Regions from separate parts of the Homo sapiens genome. Here region 2 is linked to region 1. A link is a loop called in an ENCODE intact Hi-C map of the cell type or tissue named here. Cell type or tissue: heart right ventricle. All regions are shown on one strand. Links, peaks and the distances in the headings refer to the core of each region. The heading gives the core; the rest is flanking DNA.

Region 1 (10,177 bases), core at 944-8,943:
GCGTGGACAGTGGGGAAGCCGGTCTTGTGCATCTGCTCCGCATGCACAGACAGCATCGTGGGGATGCTGAGGGGTCACAAACACAGGGGACGGTGTTTGGGGGGCCAAAGGTGAAGGCGGAGAGGATGGCACGGGTGCCACATCTTCCTACCCCAGGGCGTGTCCTCCCTCTCCCTTCTCCACCATCCCCCAGGGAGCCGGTACCTCCTAATGAGGGTGCCACACTGCTCGGCCTGACTCCGGAGCTGCGGGTTGCTGAGATTGGCCAGGATCTCTCCAAGTTTCAAGAGAGAATGCTCGATGGCAGTCCAAGAAGCTGGCAGAGGGAAGGAAGTACAGAAACATGATGGGAAACAGGAGAGAAGGAGCACCTGGCCCTGAACTCCTCGATTTTGGCACTCCCTCCGGCACACGAAACCACACAGGAAGGCTTCCCCTGAGGACAACAGGGAGGGAGGGGCCTGAGGGCAGCATGCACTGTTTCCAGAAGGGGGGTGGGCACCTAGAGCTGGAAACCCCAGAGACCATTCCCAAAAGCCTGATTTCCAGGGGACACAGCCAGCTGACTTCAGAAGGTATGGCATCACACAGGCTCAGGAGAGAGAGGCAGAGGGAGGCCAGAATCCAGTGGCTGGAACAGGGAGGGCGGCCACAAATCACTCGAGGAGTGAGCGGATCCCAAAGTCCAGTCTTGCAGAGGCTGTCACTCTCCTCTGGGGGAACTGGGTCCCTAAATGGCTTTCTCATTCTCAACCACTCCCTCATCTAGGCATTGCGTTTGCTGCCCTCCCCTGCTGAAGGCCTCTTACACACTCTCTCTCAAACTCCCACCATGCTCTAAGCTTCTGTTCAAGCCCCAGTTCCTTTAGCAACTCACCCGACTGGTCTAACTCACTGTTCTCTCCTTAATGCCCACACTCATGGTCTAAGCCATATTGGTTAGCACTGAACTATAAGTTACTTATCCTAGTTACAATTCCAGAGGGTCAAATGATGAATAATGGCACCAACTAGCCCATTAACCTCCATGGAGCATAAAAGGGGGAAAAAAAGACAAGACCTGAGATCCATTAAAATTCAGTATTCATCCGATTTTCAGCCAATAAACATTTATCAAGGGCCCAAGGTAGGGAAGAGGCTGTCAACACAGTCCATTTTTATATAAAGATTGTCTTTTTGGACTTTTCACAGGCAGTAAAACATACTTGGGGAAGAAATAAATATACTAGTCCTAAAACAAGCTCTCCAACCAGGTCCTGAAGCCTCGAGAGTAGCCCATTCTAGCATTCTTGTTCCTGGAGAACAAGAGACCTGTAGGTGGTCCCAAGCCACTTGGGCTTCAAGGAGCAAGACTATGGCCTTAGGACCCCATTGCTGGAAATACTGGCATCTTCCCTCCCGCCAGGTGATCTGTCTGTTCTCAGGCTCTGGAAAGTACCCAAACTTAACATCTGAACTTGAGTCAAGAGGCATATGGTACAACAGGCCCAACAGCAGACAGGCACTGTGTTAAAAGGGGCATTTTAGGTAACATTCAAATACAAGAGTCATCTGCTTCCAAGCGATGAGTAACATGGAGACAAACACAATAATGGACACTGTGCTTGTCTTGTCCTCTAGTTTTTTCCTCGTCTGTGATGTACTAGTCTTGCTACCCACTAGCAGCTATGCTTGATGAGGGCAGGGACCCTGCCACATGCTCCTTTGGTAGCCCCCCACCCCCCACCCCCAGCACCTAGCACAGTGCTGGGTATACAACAATGCTCAGTAAATACCTGTTGGTTGATTGGCTCGGGTGCCACCCTGCCCAAGTCCCTGGGATGTGTGCAATGCTTATGGGGAGAAAAAAAAGGAAGTGGGATGGTTTCAGATCCTCCTGGAAAGAGGTGGGATGGCATCCTGCCTCTCCCTTCTCAATTAAAGGACCGGCTATGGGAGCAGCGGCAGGTGGGGCTCAGGGGAATCAAGGGACATACAGGCCTCCTCTAGTTTGGCGATGTGCAGCAGGGCCCGGTTCTTGGTGCTGCTGAGGGTTTTCTCCAGGCGCTGAAGGCACATGGCAAGCTGCTTCTCCCCAGCGGCTGGAGTGCCGGCCTCCAGCCCCTCCCGCAGCCGCTCTGCAGAGGCTGCCGTGCAGCGCAGCAGCCAGTGGAGGGCGCTAAGAAGGGCTCGGCACAGTCCGATGCATTCCTCTGCTTTGCCGTGACAGCTACAGGGAAGGATGCAAAATCAGACTCTGTTCTTCCAATGGCTGAAATCCGACCCACATCAATGTTCCCCAGAGTCCCTGGCACTCCCCTACTAGGGACTAGGGCTGAGAAGCTAGCAAAGTCCTGGGGAAGATGCTTAGCCCCTTTGGCTCCTACTGGACAAGATTTCAAATGAGCTACTCCAGACAGAGAGGAGGCACTCTGTCCTAAGGGAGTAAGAAAAGGAGGGCACAGGTAAGTGTAGATGGGCAGGTGGGGAGAAAAAACGTTGGAACCCGGAGTTGGTCTCGGTCTGTGTGCTAGGAGCTGCACCTCTGCACAAAGACAAGGCTGGAACATTGTATTGTGAGCCCCCTTACCCCTGCCCTTACCTCAGACGGTCACAAAACATGTCCATGATGTCCAGCAATGCCTGGACACACAGGTCCCGAGAAAAGTCATCAAACTGTGGAAAGGACAGTGGAGATGCTACGGAATGCCTCCATCCACCCCCAGGTCTCACATGAGGCAGACGGTGCATTCAGGACTCCTGCTCCTCTCTCCTCCAACCCTGGGTTCCAGACTCAGCATCCTCAACACTGGACATTGGCTCCCAAGCACCAGCCCCTACTTGCCAGGATCCCCCTCCCATGGAAGTCCAGCAATGCCAGCCAGAGGCATCATGTGCTGCCTATCCAGCCTCACGGGTCACAGCATCAGGGCCGTCAAGGAGGCGGGGCCTTGTCTGTCATCCCCAATCTAGCTCCTGAGTGTCTATGGTCATACCTTACTGATGGCTGTGAGGACAGAAGAGTAGGACACCATCTGGAGAGAAGGAAGAAAGATAATCTTTAGACAACTAGTCTCCCACAGTTGAGAGGAACAAACACTGATGCTTCAAGTTGCTGCAGCTCTCCTGAACCTCAACCCCTTCCACAGGCCCTCTTCAACCCAAGCAAGGAGAGGCAGTGTCACTGTGCACTGCCCTGTTCCTGCCTCTGTCAGACTTACTGCAAATGGTATCAGCATAAGCCCATCAAGAAGATGATTCTGGGGATGCTCAAAGGCTCCATGTTTCAGGCCGAGCATGGTGGCTCATGCCTGTAATCCCAAAACTTTGGGAGGCCGAGGCGGGCGGATCACGAGGTGAGGAGTTTGAGACCATCCCGCCCAACATGGTGAAACCCCGTCTCTACTAAAAATTAAAAATTAGCTGGGTGTGGTGGTGCGTGCCTATAATCCCAGCTACTCAGGAGGCTGAGGTAGGAGAATCGCTTGAATCAGGGAGTTGGAGGTTGCAGTGAGCCGAGATTGTGCCACTGCAGTCCAGACTGGGAGCAGAGCGAGACTCTGTCTCAAAAAAAAAAAAAAAAAAAAGCGCCTGCTACTCACTGTCCTCAATAAGCATGGGTTAACTGACGGCTAGTGGGCAGAAGCATGGGCAAGAGTGAAGCCATGTCACTGTATTCCTACAGCTTCCGGCAAGAACAGAGGTTTTAATGGGTAAGAACTAGAGACAAACAAACATTTCCTGCACTGAGCAGGTAGTACCTGCACCTTGAAACAGGGAGTGGCTGGGCGTGGTGGCTCACGTTTGTAATCCCAGTACTTTGGGAGGCTGAGGCAGGATTACCTGAGGTCAGGAGTTCAAGACTAGCCTGGCCAACATGGTGAAACCCTGTCTCTACTAAAAATACAAAAATTAGCTGGGCCTGGTGGCCTATGCCTGTAATCTCAGCTACTTGGGAGGCTGAGGCAGGAGAGCTGCTTGAGCCTGGGAGACGGATGTTGCAGTGAGACGAAATCTTGCCACCGCACTCTAACCTGGGTGACAGAGTGAGACTCTGTCAAAAGAAAAGAAAGGGAGGGAGAGAGAGAGAAAGAGGGAAGGAAGGAAGGAAGGAAGGAAAGAAGGAAAGAAGGAAAGAGTAAGTTTTACTGTACAAACTCTTATTTGTTCTCCAGAACTTACTCCCTAGGACCCATCCAGGACACCTTCCCTGATCAACCCCAACCTCCCCCACAAAGCTGAAACCCTTCCTCTGTGCTCCAAGTAATCACCTAAGGCTCATCATTACACGGCGGGTGCCTGCAGTCCCCACTAAATTAGAAGCTCCTTGAGGACAAGGATGCTTTTACTCAGTGACCACCACAAACTTGATGTTTGTAGAATGAATAAATAAAAACACCTTTAGCTCAGCATGTCTCAAAGTAGCTTCCAAAGCTGCCCTACCCAATACACAAGTCACTAGCCCCATATGGTTATTTAAATTTAAATTAATTAAAGTTAAATAAAATTTGGCCAGGTGTGGTGGCTCACGCCTGTAATCCCAGCACTTTGGGAGGCCAAGGCGGGAGGATCATGAGGTCAAGAGATCAAGACCATCCTGGCTGACACGGTGAAACCCCGTCTCTACTAATAATACAAAAAATTAGCCGGGCATGGTGGCGGGTGCCTATAGTCCCAGCTACTAGGGAGGCTGAGGCAGGAGAATGGCGTGAACCCGGGAGGCAGAGCTTGCAGTGAGCCGAGATTGCGCCACTGCACTCCAGTGTGGGCGACAGAGCTAGACTCTGTCTCAAAAAAAAAAAAAAAGAAATGTCACACACATACCCTGAGCTTGTGTGTGACATAAATTTGAGAAACACTGGATTAAACATATAACGAGAACTTTACCACAGAACTTCTCGGAACCATGATATACTCGTATACAATGAGAATCTCTAAGAAGACTGACGATAAAACAAAGCAATATCCTTTAAACTTACTTGACCAAGGAATTTCATGTACCCAGTATTTCCAAAATACATTTTGGGAAATTCTACCTGAACAGTAAGTTCCCAGAGGACAGAGATGGTATTGAATTTATATCTGTTTCTCTAGCATCCAGCCCAAGAACTGATACACAATAGGTCCTCAGGAAGTTTTTATTGCTTTGAACAGATGAATTCTACTAACTAGTTGCCTTCTGGAAAAATCTTACCTTAAAATAAATTTCTGTTAGTAAAACCTATTCATCACCATCATAAGACTGGATATCTAGTTCAGCTGTCTCTGCTGGAGGAGTGGAAGCCTCCAAAGATTTAAGAAGAAAGCTGTCGGCCGGGTGCAGTCGCTCACGCCTGTAATCCCAGAACTTTGGGAGGCCAAGGAGGGTGGATCACGGGGTCAAGAGATCAAGACCATCCTGGCCAACATGGTGAAACCCCGTCTCTGCTAAAAATACAAAAACTAGCCGGGCGTGGTGGCGCATGCCTGTAATCCCAGCTACTCAGGAGGCTGAGGCAGGAGAATCGCTTGAACCCAGGAGGCAGTGGTTGCAGAGAGCCAAGATCGCACCACTGCACTCCAGCCTGATGACAGAGCAAGACTCCATCTCAAAAAAAAAAAAAAAAAGGAGAGGAAGAAAGCCGTCTGCTCAATCACCTGGGTTTGGCAAACTTTCCATCCATGTGCAATTTCCCTCTCACCAAAATACACTGCTCTGTTCAGCCATCTTTCACTAGTACTCCTGGGTGAACAGGAGCAAAACACAGAGGGCTTAAATACCATCAGTGTTCAGAACCACCATACTGTGAGGCCAGGGCTAGTGTCTGATATCCATCAGAAAGCTGGGAGCCTGCCTGGGCAGGATGACCATAACGTTCCGGCGAGCGTTTTGTTTATTTATAACTGATGTCCCCATAGCGAGTGCTTGGCAAAGAAGTGAACCTTGCTGGATACCAACCTGCAGGGGGAGCTGGATGTCCCCACTGAACACTGACCCTCAAATGCCGGGAGAGAAACCCCCAATTATGCATGTTCCGAGGGATGCCATTCGTCAAAATGAATTTATGGTCTTCAAATTCTGAATTCTGTTCAGCAGATTTCTGCTAACTGTATCAATAAAGCACGGCTACTTCAGAGACCCAAAAATGCTTTCTACATGACGAACTGTTTTACACAGCAGGATCTGGCCTATTCAAGTCTTAATCATTCTATCACAGTAGAAGCTCTAAACCACCACAGGCCCCCAGGGCAGGAGACCCTCTGTGTGGCCACCATGCTTGTGGCTAGCCCCACCTGACCCTGCAGCTGCTCTCAAATCCTCTCTGCTCTTCTGAATATTCAACACCCCAACTACTCCTAAGTGCCCTCTACTCGCATAACATTGGGCCAAAGAGCCTCTTGACTCTGAAGGAAGAATAAATTACTAATTTTGCACAGCACTTGAGAGGGCACAAAGGTCTTTCATATCTATTTACTTCTGTTACTTCAGCCTCTTTCTCTTTCTTCCCTTTCCCATCAGTGTTTATACATCTCAAGACTCTTCTATTGGTCTGTTTGTTGTTTGAGACAGGGTCTCGCTCTGTCACCCAGGCTGGAGTGCAGTGGTGCTCCCGGATTCAAGCAATCCTCCCACCTCAGCCTCCTAAGTAGCTGGGACTACAGGTGCACACCACCATGCTTAATTTTTTTTTTTTTTTTTTTTGAGATGGAGTCTTGCTCTCTCGCCCAGGCTGGAGTGCAGCGGCGAGATCTCAGCTCACTGCAAGCTCTGCCTCCCGAGTTCACACCATTCTCCTGCCTCAGCCTCCCGAGTAGCTGGGACTACAGGCACCCACCACCACGCCCGGCTAATTTTTTGTATTCTTAGTAGAAGCGGGGTTTCACCATGTTAGCCAGGATGGTCACGATCTCCTGACCTCGTGATCTGCCCACCTCGGCCTCCCAAAGTGCTGGGATTACAGGTGTGAGCCACCATGCCAGGCTAATTTTCTTTTTTTGAGACAGAGTCTCACTCTGTTGCCCAGGCTGGAGTGCAGTGGCACAATCTCGGCTCACTGCAACCTCTGCCTCCTGGGTTCAAGCGATTCTTCTGCCTCAGCCTCCCGAGTAGCTGGGACTACAGGCACGCGCCACCATGCCCGGCTAATTTTGGTATTTTTAGTAGAGATGGAGTTTCACTCTGTTGGCCAGGCTGGTCTCGAACTCCTGACCTCATGATCCACCTGCCTCGGCCTCCCAAAGTGCTGGGATTACAAGCGTGAGCCACTGTGCCCAGCTGCCTGACTTTCGTATTTTTTGCAGAGATGGGGTTTTGCCGTGTTGTCAAGGGTGGTCTCAAATTCCTGGTCAAGTGAGTTGCCCACCCACACTGGCCTCCCAAATTCCTGGGATTACAGGTATGAGCCTGGCCTAGATTCTTCTATTTTTAAAAGAGTTTCCTATAGACCCCACACTTCCATTTAACCACCACCCCATCTCTGCTACTCTTCACACATATAAAAGTTTTTTTTTTTAATTTTATTTTCTTTTTTTTTTTTGAGACAGATTCTCACTCTGTTGCCCAGGCTGGAGTGCAGTAGCGCGATCTCGGCTCACTGCAACCTCCACCTCCCAGGTTCAAGCAATTCTCCTGCCTCAGCCACCTGAGTAGCTGGGATTACAGGCATGCACCACCACATCCAGCTTATTTTTGTATTAGTAGAGACAGAGTTTCGCCATGTTGGCCAGGCTGGTCTTGAACTCCTGACCTCATGATCCACTCCCTTGGCCTCCCAAAGTGCTGGGATTACAGGTGTGAGCCACTGAACCCGGCCTTTTTAATTTTACTTTTTTAGTAGAGATAGGGTCTATGTTGTCTAGGCTGGGCTCAAACTCCTGGCCTCAAGTGATCCTCCTACCTCGGCCTCAAAAAGTGCTGGGATTACAGGTGTGAGCCACCACGCCCGGACAACATAAGAGTCTTCTACACTCCCTGGCTCTACCTGCACACCTTCCATTGACTATTCAACGCACTCCAATCACTTCTGTCCTGACCACTCTATGAATCTTCTCATTAAGGTCATTGACAAACTCTTCATGTTAAACCTAATGGATCCTTCTCTGTTCTGATCTTACCTGACTTCCCAGCAGCATCTGACCCCTTGAAACATTCCCTCACCCCTCAATCCTCTCTTGGCTTTTCTTGATAACACTCTCACTTTTCTTCCCTACTCTCTGGCCCCTTCTCTTCAGACTCCTATGAGGAATTATCCTCCTAAGTGTGTTCCTTAAATGAGATTGGTTCCTCAGGAAGTTGGGTTTAGTCACTTCTTTGCTCACTCTCCCTGCTGTCTCTGCACAATCTCATCCATGCCCATAGCTTTGATTACCATCAGTAGCTGGTGACTTCTAAACCAAAAGCTCCAGTCTAGAACTCTCCTTTTGAGTACCAGACACGTATGTTCAACTGCCTACCGAGTATCCTCTTTTTGATACCCCACAGTCTTCTTAAATTTAAAAGGCCAAGATCAAACATGTATCCTCACCCACATCCCAACCCTACTCTGCTCTTCCACTGTCTCATGATCCATCAGCTATCTAATGTCCAAACCAGAAACCTAAGCGTTATCCTTGACCCCTTCTCCTCTCTCACTCTGCTCGTCCCATTAATCAAATTGTTTCAATGCCACTTCCTAAACTGTTCTTAAATTCATCATTTTTTTCTGCTGCCACTTCCCAATTTTGTGCTAGTATCATTTCTCGCCTGAATTACAGCAAGAGCCTAAATCAGGGGTTGGAAAACTACAGTCTGCAAGTCCAATTTGGCTCATCACTATTTTTCTTAATCAAATTTTATTAGAACACAGCTATACCCATTTGTTTACAGATGGGCTATACCTATTTTTGAGCTGTAATGACAGAATAGTGATGAGAGAGACCATTCAGTCTGCAAAGCTGAAAATACTTACTATCTGGGTCCTTTAAAGACAAAATATGCCAGACTCAATGATATCCCCATCTTCTGTCTTACCTCCCTCCAACTCGTTCTTCAAACTATAACCAGAGTGATCTTTTTAAAATTAATCCACAAATGTCCCTAATTAATCTACAAAGTCAAGGAAATCTGGATTAAAATATAATAGGATTTTTATGGTAACTTAACGAATTGATTCTAAAATTTGTCTGGAAATGAAATGTCTGAAAACAGCCAAAAAAATTTTGAAAAATAAAGAAACTAAGTGAAGATTTGTCCACCAAGGTATCAAAACATACTATAAAGCTCTAATAAAGTTCTGGTGCAACAAAAGAGAAAGAGGCCGGGCGCAGTGGCTCACGCCTGTAATCCCAGCACTTTCGGAGGCTGAGACAGATGGATTATGAGGTCGGGAGTTCAAGACCAGCCTGGCCAAGATGGTGAAACCCCATCTCTACTAAAAATACAAAAATTAGCTGTGCGTGGTGGTGGGCATCTATAATCCCAGCTACTTGGGAGGCTGAGGCAGAGAATTGCTTGATGCTTGAACCCAGGAGGAGGAGGTTGCACTGAGCCGAGATCGCACCACTGCACTCCAGCCTGGAAGACAGAGTGATACTCCGTCTCAAAAAAAACAGAGAAAGATACCAATGAAATATACTAGGGTGTCAAAAAATGGACCCTTGTGTACAAGAGAATTTAAAATTTAAGATATGACAAAGAATGGCCTATTCAATAAAGACAGTTGAGCCATTATCCATCTATTTGAACAAATAATAAATGTGGATCCCATCCTCATACCACAATAAATTCTAAATGGATCAAACAAAGTAAATACAAAAAATAAAAGTCCAGTGTTGGCAGAAATTAGAGAATATATTTTTCATTTTATTACGTATGTATGTATTTATTTATTTTGAGATAGGATCTCACTCTGTCACACAGGCTAAAGTGCAGTGATGTGATCTCAGCTCACCGCAAGTGCGCCTCCGCGGTTCAAAGGATTCTGCTGCCTCAGCCTCCCGAGTAGCTGGGATTACAGATGTGCGCCACCATCAGCTAATTTTTACATTTTTAGTAGAGACAGGGTTTCACCATGTTGGCCAGACTAGTCTTGAACTCCTAACCTAAGGTGATCCACCCACCTCGGCCTCCCAAAGTGCTGGGAGCCACCACACCCGGCCTGTTGTTAATAATGAGATTTTCCCTTCAGATTTCCCCTTCCCAGATCCCGTTGTCTCAGACTGATGGGATTTTCTCCACAGC
Region 2 (9,071 bases), core at 1,072-9,071, 48 kb after region 1:
TTGTGTATTTTTAGTAGAGATGGGGTTTTGCTATGTTGGACAGGCTGGTCTTGATCTTGAACTCCTGGCCTCAAGTGATCTGCCTGCCTCAGCCTCCCAGAGTGCTGGGATTACAGGTGTGAGTCATTGCACCTGGCCAGCAAGGCTTATGTTTACTAAGTGACTGACACATTGTAAACATGAAAAAATACTAATTCTTCATATTATTGCAATCATCTTGAGTTTTGAGGTGTTTCCTTTAAAATAAAGGCGAGGCTGGGTGCGGTGGCTCACGCCTGTAATCCCAGCACTTTGGGAGGCCGAGGTGGGCAGATCACCTGAGGTCAGGAGTTCGAGACCAGCCTGGCCAACATGGTGAAACCCCATCTCTATAAAAATACAAAAATTAGCCGGGCGTAATGGTGGGCACCTGTAGTCCCAGCTACTCGGGAGGCTGAGGCAGGAGAATTGCTTGTACCTGGGAGGTGGAGGTTGCAGTAAGCTGAGATCACACCACTGCACTCCAGCCTGGGTGACAGAGTGAAACTTCATCTCAAAAAGAAAAAAAAAATTAAATTAAAAAAATAAAATAAAGGTGAATCCCAATGTAGAGAATTGAAATTTTTCTCTTCCCCTACTAGAGTTCATACTCAGTCCCTTTCCTTGACTTTTTTGGTTCCCCTGTTTTATGAATTCCACCTGCATGGACAACAGGCAACATATATGAGAATGGTTTTTGGGTCAGTGTTGTTTTTAAAGTCATTTAGCAAAATGGAAAATGAGGTTTTACTTGGATTTCCTTTTTTTTTTTTTTTTTTTTTTTTGAGACAGAGTTTTGCTCTTGTTGCCCAGACTAGAGTGCAATGGCACAATCTTGGCTCACCGCAACCTCTGCTTCCTGGGTTCAAGCAATTCTTCTGCCTCAGCCTCCCAAGTAGCTGGGATTACAGGCATGTGCCACCATTCCCGGCTAATTTTTTCTTTTTTTTTTCTTTTTTGAGATGAAGTCTCACTCTTGTCACCCAGGCTGGAGTGCAATGCGAGCTCCACCTCCTGGGTTCAAGCGATTCTCCTGCCTCAGCCTCCCGAGTAGCTGGGATTACAGGGGCAGGCCCAGCTAATTTTTATATTTTTAGTAGAGATGGGGTTTCACCATGTTGGCCAGGCTGGTCTTGAACTCCTGACTTCAGGCAGTCTGCCCGCCTGGGCCTCCCAAAGTGCTGGGATTACAGGCATGAGCCACCGCGCCCGGCCAAGGGGTGGACCCCGCCGTGGTTCCACCGCGGCTCAAACCTAGGACCTTCTGCATGTAAAGCAGATGTGATAACTGCTACACTATAGAATCGCATGCTTTTTTTTTTTTTTTTTTTTTTTTTTGAGATGGAGTCTCATTCTGTCACCCAGGCTGGAATGCAGTGGCGCGATCTTGGCTCACTGCAACCTCTGTGTCCTGGGTTCAAGCAATTCTCTGCCTCAGCCTCCTGAGTAGCTGGGATTACAGGCGCCCACCACCACGCCCGGGTAATTTTTTTTTTTTTTATACGGAGTCTTGCTCTGTCACCCAGCCTGGAGTGCAGTGGCGCGATCTTGGCTCGTGGCAAGCTCCACCTCCTGGGTTCACGCCATTCTCCTGCCTCAGCCTCCCGAGTAGCTGGGACTACAGCGCCCACCACCATGCCCGGCTATTTTTTTTGTATTTTTAGTAGAGACAGGGTTTCACCGTGTTAGCCAGGATGGTCTCGATCTCCTGACCTTGTGATCCGCCTGCCTCAGCCTCCCAAAGTGCTGGGATTACAGGCATAAGCCACCGCGCCCGGCCTACGCCCAATTTTTATACTTTTAGTAGAGACAGGGTTTCACCATGTTGGCCAGGGTGATCTTGAACTCCTGACCTCATGATTCATCCGCCTTGGCCTCCCAAAGTTCTGGGATTATAGGCATGAGCCACTGCACCCAACCTCATGCCCGGCTAATTTTCTATTTTTAGTAGAGACAGGGTTTCTTCATGTTGGTCAGGCTGGTCTCGAACTCCCGACCTCAGTTGATCTGCCCACCTCGGCCTCCCAAAGTGTTGGGATTACATGCGTGCGCCACCGCGCCCGGCGACTTGGATTTCCAAAGCTGCTATTCCTTAAGGCCTCACATTATCCCAGGTTCAAAGCTGCCTGCTCTAGACATCATTCCTGCCTCTGCCACAAACACTACCCAGACACCCCCAACCCCTCAGCAGCCTGGGGGCTGAGGGCATATATTTCTCAGGTCCTTGAGCCTAGTAATCTTGGGCTCATGGTGTCAGGAGGATGCCAGGTCCCCTCACTGATCTTGCCTTCCTTGCTCTCCACCCCTGACCCCTAGTAAACTGCATGGTTGGTTCAGGAAGGGGAAGCCATGTCATGATCACAGCCTGCTCCATCTCCCCCACCCCAGGGCTTCTTTCGCCGCACAATCCAGAAGAACCTCCATCCCACCTATTCCTGCAAATATGACAGCTGCTGTGTCATTGACAAGATCACCCGCAATCAGTGCCAGCTGTGCCGCTTCAAGAAGTGCATCGCCGTGGGCATGGCCATGGACTGTAAGGGGCCCAGGTGGAGGGAATAGAGCCAGGTGGCCTGGGGTGGGGATGAGTTCTGGGAGGGCAGCTTCCTTCCAGGGTACCCTCAGAGCCCACAGGGCAGAGTGGCAATCCAGTCTAGGTCAGAATGTTCAGTGTCTTGGTCCTTGCTGTCCTCCTTCCTGCGCAAAAGGAAACAGGATCCCTGTGTGGGCCCCAATGCCTACCTGCCTTACAACACTCGAGGGCCTTAGAGAGGGAGTCGTTTGGTAGAAAGAGCTCCTGGGCACCCACTCTAGCACACTGTTCTTGACTCCCAGCGAAGGCACCCCACTTCTAGATGAGACAGGGCATCTTCCATTGGCTGGGGATTGGGTGGCAGGATATTCGAGTAACCACCGTCACCATAATCCGTTAGACCAGAACATGATATTCATCTGGATCAGCCCAAACTGTTGTTGACATGGTCCCGGGGATTAATCATGATCCGGGTTGTGCTGCCCAACTGCTAGGTGATTTGGGAAGTCATTTAGCCTCCATGGCCCTCGGTTTCTCCAACCTGTACTCTAGGAAGAGTAGTTTCCGGGAGCATTATGGAAAGGGGATGGAGGGTGCCATGCGTTAGACCTTGTGCCTCTCTGTTCACAGTGGTTCTAGATGACTCGAAGCGGGTGGCCAAGCGTAAGCTGATTGAGCAGAACCGGGAGCGGCGGCGGAAGGAGGAGATGATCCGATCACTGCAGCAGCGACCAGAGCCCACTCCTGAAGAGTGGGATCTGATCCACATTGCCACAGAGGCCCATCGCAGCACCAATGCCCAGGGCAGCCATTGGAAACAGAGGCGGAAATTCCTGGTAAGGAGAAAGGGGGCATGGGGAGAGCAGTAGCCAGGTGGCAGGGAGAAGAGAGTGAGCTCGGAGTCTTGCCTCCTCCAGGAAGTCTTCTTAGTGTAATCCAACCCAAAATACATACTCTTCACACTTTTGCTGTCCAGATTTTATACACTTGTGTTTGTGTCCTTGCTGTCTGGACTGTCTACTCCATCCAACTGGGAGCTCAATGAGGACAGGGCCTTGCCTTCCTCATCGAATTTCCAGGGAGCGGGAGCGACCTTTCTTCTTTTTCCTGCCCTTAGTGACTGGGAGGAGAGGGTAAGGATACAGTTATGTCACAGTATTTTTGAGCACCTGCTGGGTGCCAGGCATTATGTTAGGCCCTGGTCAAGCTAGTTGCTAAGTAAATGATGAGTTTGGGACCAGGTGCAGTGGCTCATGCCTGTAATCCCAGCAATTTGTGAGACCAAGGTGGGAGGATCGCTTGAGCCCAGGAGTTTGAGACCAGTCTGGGTAACATACAGAGATCCCACCTCTATGAATAATTTTTTTTTTTTTTGATACGGAGTCTCACTCTCACCCAGGCTAGAGTGCAGTGGCACGATCTCGGCTCACCGCAACCTCCGCCTCCTGGGTTCAAGCGATTCTCCCGCCTCCGTCTCCCGAGTAGTTGGGATTACAGGCACTGGCCACCATGCCTGGCTAATTTTTGTGTTTTTAGTAGAGACAGGGTTTCACCATGTTGACCAGGCTGGTCTCGAACTCCTGACCTCAAGTGATCCACCCGCCTCGGCCTCCCAAAGTGCTGTGATTACAAGATGTGAGCCACCATGCCCACCCTCTATGAATAATTTTTTTTTTTTTTTGAGTTGGAGTTTCGCTCTTGTTGTCCAGGCTGGAGTGCAGTGGCACAGTCTTGGCTCACCGCAACCTCTACCTCCCGGCTTCAAGCGATTCTCCTGCCTCAGCTTCCCAAATAGCTGGGATTACAGGCGTGCGCCACCACGCCCGGCTAATTTTGTATTTTTAGTAGAGACGGTGTTTCTCCATGTTGGTCAGGCTTGTCTGAACTCGCAACCTCAGGTGATCTGCCTGCCTTGGCCTCCCAAAGTGCTGGGATTACAGGTGTGAGCTACTGCTCCCGGCCTCTCTACGAATAATTTTAAAATTAGCTGGGCATGGGGGTGTGTGCCTGTGGTCCCAGCTACTCGGGAGGCTGAGGCAGGAGGATCCCCTAAGCCTGGGAGGTCGAGGCTGCAGTAAGCCATGATTACACCGCTGCACTCCAGCCCAGGCAACAGAGCAAGACCCTCTCTCAAAAAATATGATCAGTTTGGGAGGAGATGGACAGTTGGCTATACGTGGTGAAGGAAGGCAGAAAACCAGCACCTGGTTCATGGTGGAGCATGCCGGGGGGTGGCACAGTGCACACTGTTAAGGGCACGGGCTCTGATTCCAAGCAGATGTGTAACAGTCACGAGTCAGACTGCCCAAGTTCAAACCCTGGTCCTACCACTTGCTGGTCATATGACTTTAACCTTATTATTTAGCTGCCCCATGCCTCAGTTTCCACATCTGTGAAATGGTGATTATTATAATTATTCCTTTTAGGATTATGGTCAGGATGAAATAAGACATGTAAAACATGTAGCCTGATGCCTGATCATATATTAAGTATTCAGTCATTATAGCTGCTACTACTGTTACTACCGTTGTTATTATTAGCTGACTTGGAGCTCTGGTTCTGGTCTATTCTCTGCTCAAGATGAAGGAAAAGCTTTGGGCCTGGGACTCAGGCACGGGCGGCCCCTCTTCCCCAAGCTGCCTTGGAGCTCCCCCTGGTGGGCAGGGAGCCTCAGTGAGAGGCTGAAAGGGGTCTGCGGCCCCAGCTGACCCCCGTCTTTCTCTCTAGCCCGATGACATTGGCCAGTCACCCATTGTCTCCATGCCGGACGGAGACAAGGTGGACCTGGAAGCCTTCAGCGAGTTTACCAAGATCATCACCCCGGCCATCACCCGTGTGGTGGACTTTGCCAAAAAACTGCCCATGTTCTCCGAGGTGAGTGGCAGAAGTGGGGAGAGATGTGATGCTGTGCTGGAGGGAAACCTGCTCCCCCGGTCACCCAGTACAGGCTCATCTGAGGTTCTCTGGACAAGGAGCAATTCCTGTAGGTCAACATACACAGATAACATACACAGACACACACACACACATGCATACACATACACCCAGCACACAGGCACACATGCAGACACATACACGGACACACACACACACCTAGCATACAGATACGTACACAGACACACATACACACACACATACACCCAGCACACAGACACACACACACCTAGTACACAAACACACACACAGATACATAGAAACACACACAGACATATACACCCAGCACACAGACACACACACACACACAGACACACACCCAGCACACAGGCACACACACACACACACCTAGCACACAGCCACACAGATACATAGACACACACACACAGATACAGACACACACACACACACAGACATATACACCTAGCACACAGACACACAGATACATAGACACACACCTAGCACACAGACACACACACACAGACACACCCAGCACACAGGCACACACACACACACACACCTAGCAGACACACACATAGATACATACAGACACACACACAAACACACAGGCACACACACACAGCATACAGACACACGCCAAGGTCTGGCTGCTCTAAGAAATCAGCCGGCTCCAAGTGCTCCCCTCCACAGCCCCTCATCCTTCAAGTCTATGCGGCCACCCAACTCCAGGCAGCCTGAAAGTTCTCATTTTCCAGAGCACTAGTGCTGGAGACAGGCTGCCCTACTAGCCATGTGACCTGGGGTAAGTTACCTCCATCCCCTGTGCCTCAGTGTTCCCATCTGGAGTGGGCTGGGGATAATGATGGGTGCTAACTCACAGGCATAATTTTTTTTTCTTTTTTGAGACAGATTTTCGTTCTGTCACCCAGGCTGGAGTGCAGTGACGCGATCTGGGCTCACTGCAACCTCCGCCTCCTGAGTTCAAGCAATTCTCCTGCCTTAGCCTCCTGAGTAGCTGGGACTACAGGCATGTGCCACCACGCCCAACTAATTTTGTATTTTTAGTAGAGATGGGTTTCACCATGTATGTTGGCCAGGCTGGTCTCGAACTCCTGACCTCAAGTGATCCACCCGCCTTGGCCTCCCATAGTGCTGGCATTATAGTCGTGAGCCACTGCGCCGGGCCTCACAGGCATAACTGTGAGGCTTAAATGGAATAGGGCATGCACATGGCCCAATACAAGGTCAGCCGTTCAGAGTCCATGGGGGCCTTGCGGGCCTCACGGCTCCCGTAGGACACTCTAGGGGAGACTCAAGGACGCGGGGAGGGGTATGCTGAGTGCTCCTGTGGCCCTGCCGCTCCACAGCTGCCTTGCGAAGACCAGATCATCCTCCTGAAGGGGTGCTGCATGGAGATCATGTCCCTGCGGGCGGCTGTCCGCTACGACCCTGAGAGCGACACCCTGACGCTGAGTGGGGAGATGGCTGTCAAGCGGGAGCAGCTCAAGAATGGCGGCCTGGGCGTAGTCTCCGACGCCATCTTTGAACTGGGCAAGTCACTCTCTGCCTTTAACCTGGATGACACGGAAGTGGCTCTGCTGCAGGCTGTGCTGCTAATGTCAACAGGTACCTGCTGATTAGTCGGGAGGGCTCAGAAGCTTCCAGGGGTCCCAGAGATTGGCTGGACCCTGGGCCTGTTGCTCAACTCCCTCCTGAATCTTCTTCTGGGCTACCTCTCTGTCACCTGGGCCATCCCCTATCCCCTGTTCCTTGCTCTGTCACACACTTCTCACTCGTTCCCCAGGCCCATCCCTTGCCTCCCCATCCCTGCTCTGTGCCTTTTCCTGTCTTTGTCTCCTTCCTTCTCGCTGCCCTGTCCCTCTGTCACTCACATTCCCCTTTGTTCCCCACTCCCCACTTTGTTCTCAGCCACCTTCCATCCCCTCATCCCTCCTCTGTCTCCCAGTCCCATCTCTTACCCCTCAGTCCCCTCCCTAACCCCATCTGCACCCCGCCTCTCTGACCACCAACCTCAGTCCTCCCCACTCCAAGGCTCCTCTCTCTCCCCCAGCCCCCGGCCTGTCCCTCTGTCCTCCTTGCATTGCCCCCTCCCCCCAGTACCCCCCTGCCCCTCTCCACTTCCCAGCTGCCTCCCTCTCCCTGTGCTTCTCCTGTCCACGTCTCTCAGGGGGAGCTTCTCCCCTCCCCTCCCCCAGCCTCTCTGCCTCTATCTCCCCTCTAGTCCTTTCTTCCCACGTCCCCACACCTCACCCTCCCCATCTCCAGGCCTTCGGCCAGCCCCTCGCCCCTCACGCCCCTCTTCCCTCACAGACCGCTCGGGCCTGCTGTGTGTGGACAAGATCGAGAAGAGTCAGGAGGCGTACCTGCTGGCGTTCGAGCACTACGTCAACCACCGCAAACACAACATTCCGCACTTCTGGCCCAAGCTGCTGATGAAGGTGACTGACCTCCGCATGATCGGGGCCTGCCACGCCAGCCGCTTCCTCCACATGAAAGTCGAGTGCCCCACCGAACTCTTCCCCCCACTCTTCCTCGAGGTCTTTGAGGATCAGGAAGTCTAAAGCCTCAGGCGGCCAGAGGGTGTGCGGAGCTGGTGGGGAGGAGCCTGGAGAGAAGGGGCAGAGCTGGGGGCTGAGGGAGACCCCCCCACACCCCTTCTCTCCTTCCTCTCGTCCTTGGATAGATTCAGCTCCCACACACACACCCGCACTGCCCAGGTCCCTCCTCAGACCTCCAGCCCTGGGACAGGGCAAACAACTGAACTTGCTATGGAAAGGACAGTGTGGGAGGCTGGGGGAGCTGTGTCCTGCAGTTCCCAGGACCCCATCCTCTCAGAAGGTAGGGGAAGGGCGGGAGGATTGAGAAGGGACAAGCCACCTTGACCGTAGGGGAAGGAGGAATGTGGGCTGGGGGAAGATGCCCTCAACTCACCCCCTACACACACATGAGAGAGAGCCCCCACCCAGTTCCTTGGCCTAGGTCTCCCCTCCAGGCTGAGGGCCTCTCTACTTCCCCAGATGCCTGGGTGCAAAGAACGGCTTGGCTTGGCTCCTCCTCTGGAGGTTAAAATTTATAGTCATTCTAACTGCACTTTGGAAACCAAGCAAGGGGAGAAGACAAATGAAGAAAAACTAGACAGAGAGAAAAATACAAAAAAGAGAGAGCGAGCGATAGAGAGAGATGATATTAAGTTATTAACTGAGGCTGACCAGAGGGGAGGACCCCCCCTTTACCACCCCATGCACTTTGCGAGCTGCCCCTTCTTCCCCCACATCAGAGAGAAATGCCCCCACACCAGAGCCCCAAGGGTAGGGCTGCCGATCAGAGCTGTGAGTTAACACAACAGGGTCCTGGCCACCCCCCTTGCCATACCCCGCCCTCTGTGCCCCTTTGGCACCCCCCAACCCTAGTATGTCCTCTGCTTTCTGCCACTCGTGCCCGCTGAGTTCCATCTACCTCTCATGCTGGATGCCAGCTGGCCCCTCACCAGCCTGCCCTGCTGCCCACACAGCTCCCCTTTAAGTGCCCAGCCCTAGGGGCCTCTCCCCATCCACCTCCTCCTTCCACACCTTGGCACCCACCCAGGAAAAAACTGTGGCTCCAA

What was found. Peaks named below come from ENCODE experiments on the same cell type or tissue, not always from the same donor. Only the 100,000 strongest peaks of a DNase experiment are listed, where the experiment ranks them.
Region 2: it touches region 1 in a loop (1.9-fold over the local background); 35 of 110 quality-filtered maps call a loop at or near these places.

Annotation. Positions count from the first base shown.
Region 1 is chr17:40,033,141-40,043,317 of GRCh38, forward strand. It overlaps MED24 (mediator complex subunit 24), which reads right to left. Exons shown (of 26, transcript NM_014815.4): 4 at 2,976-3,014; 5 at 2,582-2,655; 6 at 1,977-2,209; 7 at 205-316; 8 at 1-66. Among named protein-coding and RNA genes, the nearest start is that of SNORD124, 11 kb to the left of the region's middle. RefSeq lists an enhancer at 2,462-3,329. In heart right ventricle, for the core only: CTCF peaks have their summits at 2,146 (motif pointing right) and 5,923 (motif pointing right); a DNase peak (open chromatin) is centred at 5,871; H3K27ac peaks cover 1,672 bases.
Region 2 is chr17:40,081,429-40,090,499 of GRCh38, forward strand. It overlaps THRA (thyroid hormone receptor alpha), which reads left to right. Exons shown (of 9, transcript NM_199334.5): 5 at 2,407-2,554; 6 at 3,182-3,387; 7 at 5,279-5,425; 8 at 6,814-7,072; 9 at 7,778-9,071. The coding sequence ends at 8,028. Among named protein-coding and RNA genes, the nearest start is that of NR1D1, 15 kb to the right of the region's middle. In heart right ventricle, for the core only: a CTCF peak has its summit at 5,217 (motif pointing left); a DNase peak (open chromatin) is centred at 8,971; H3K27ac peaks cover 2,674 bases.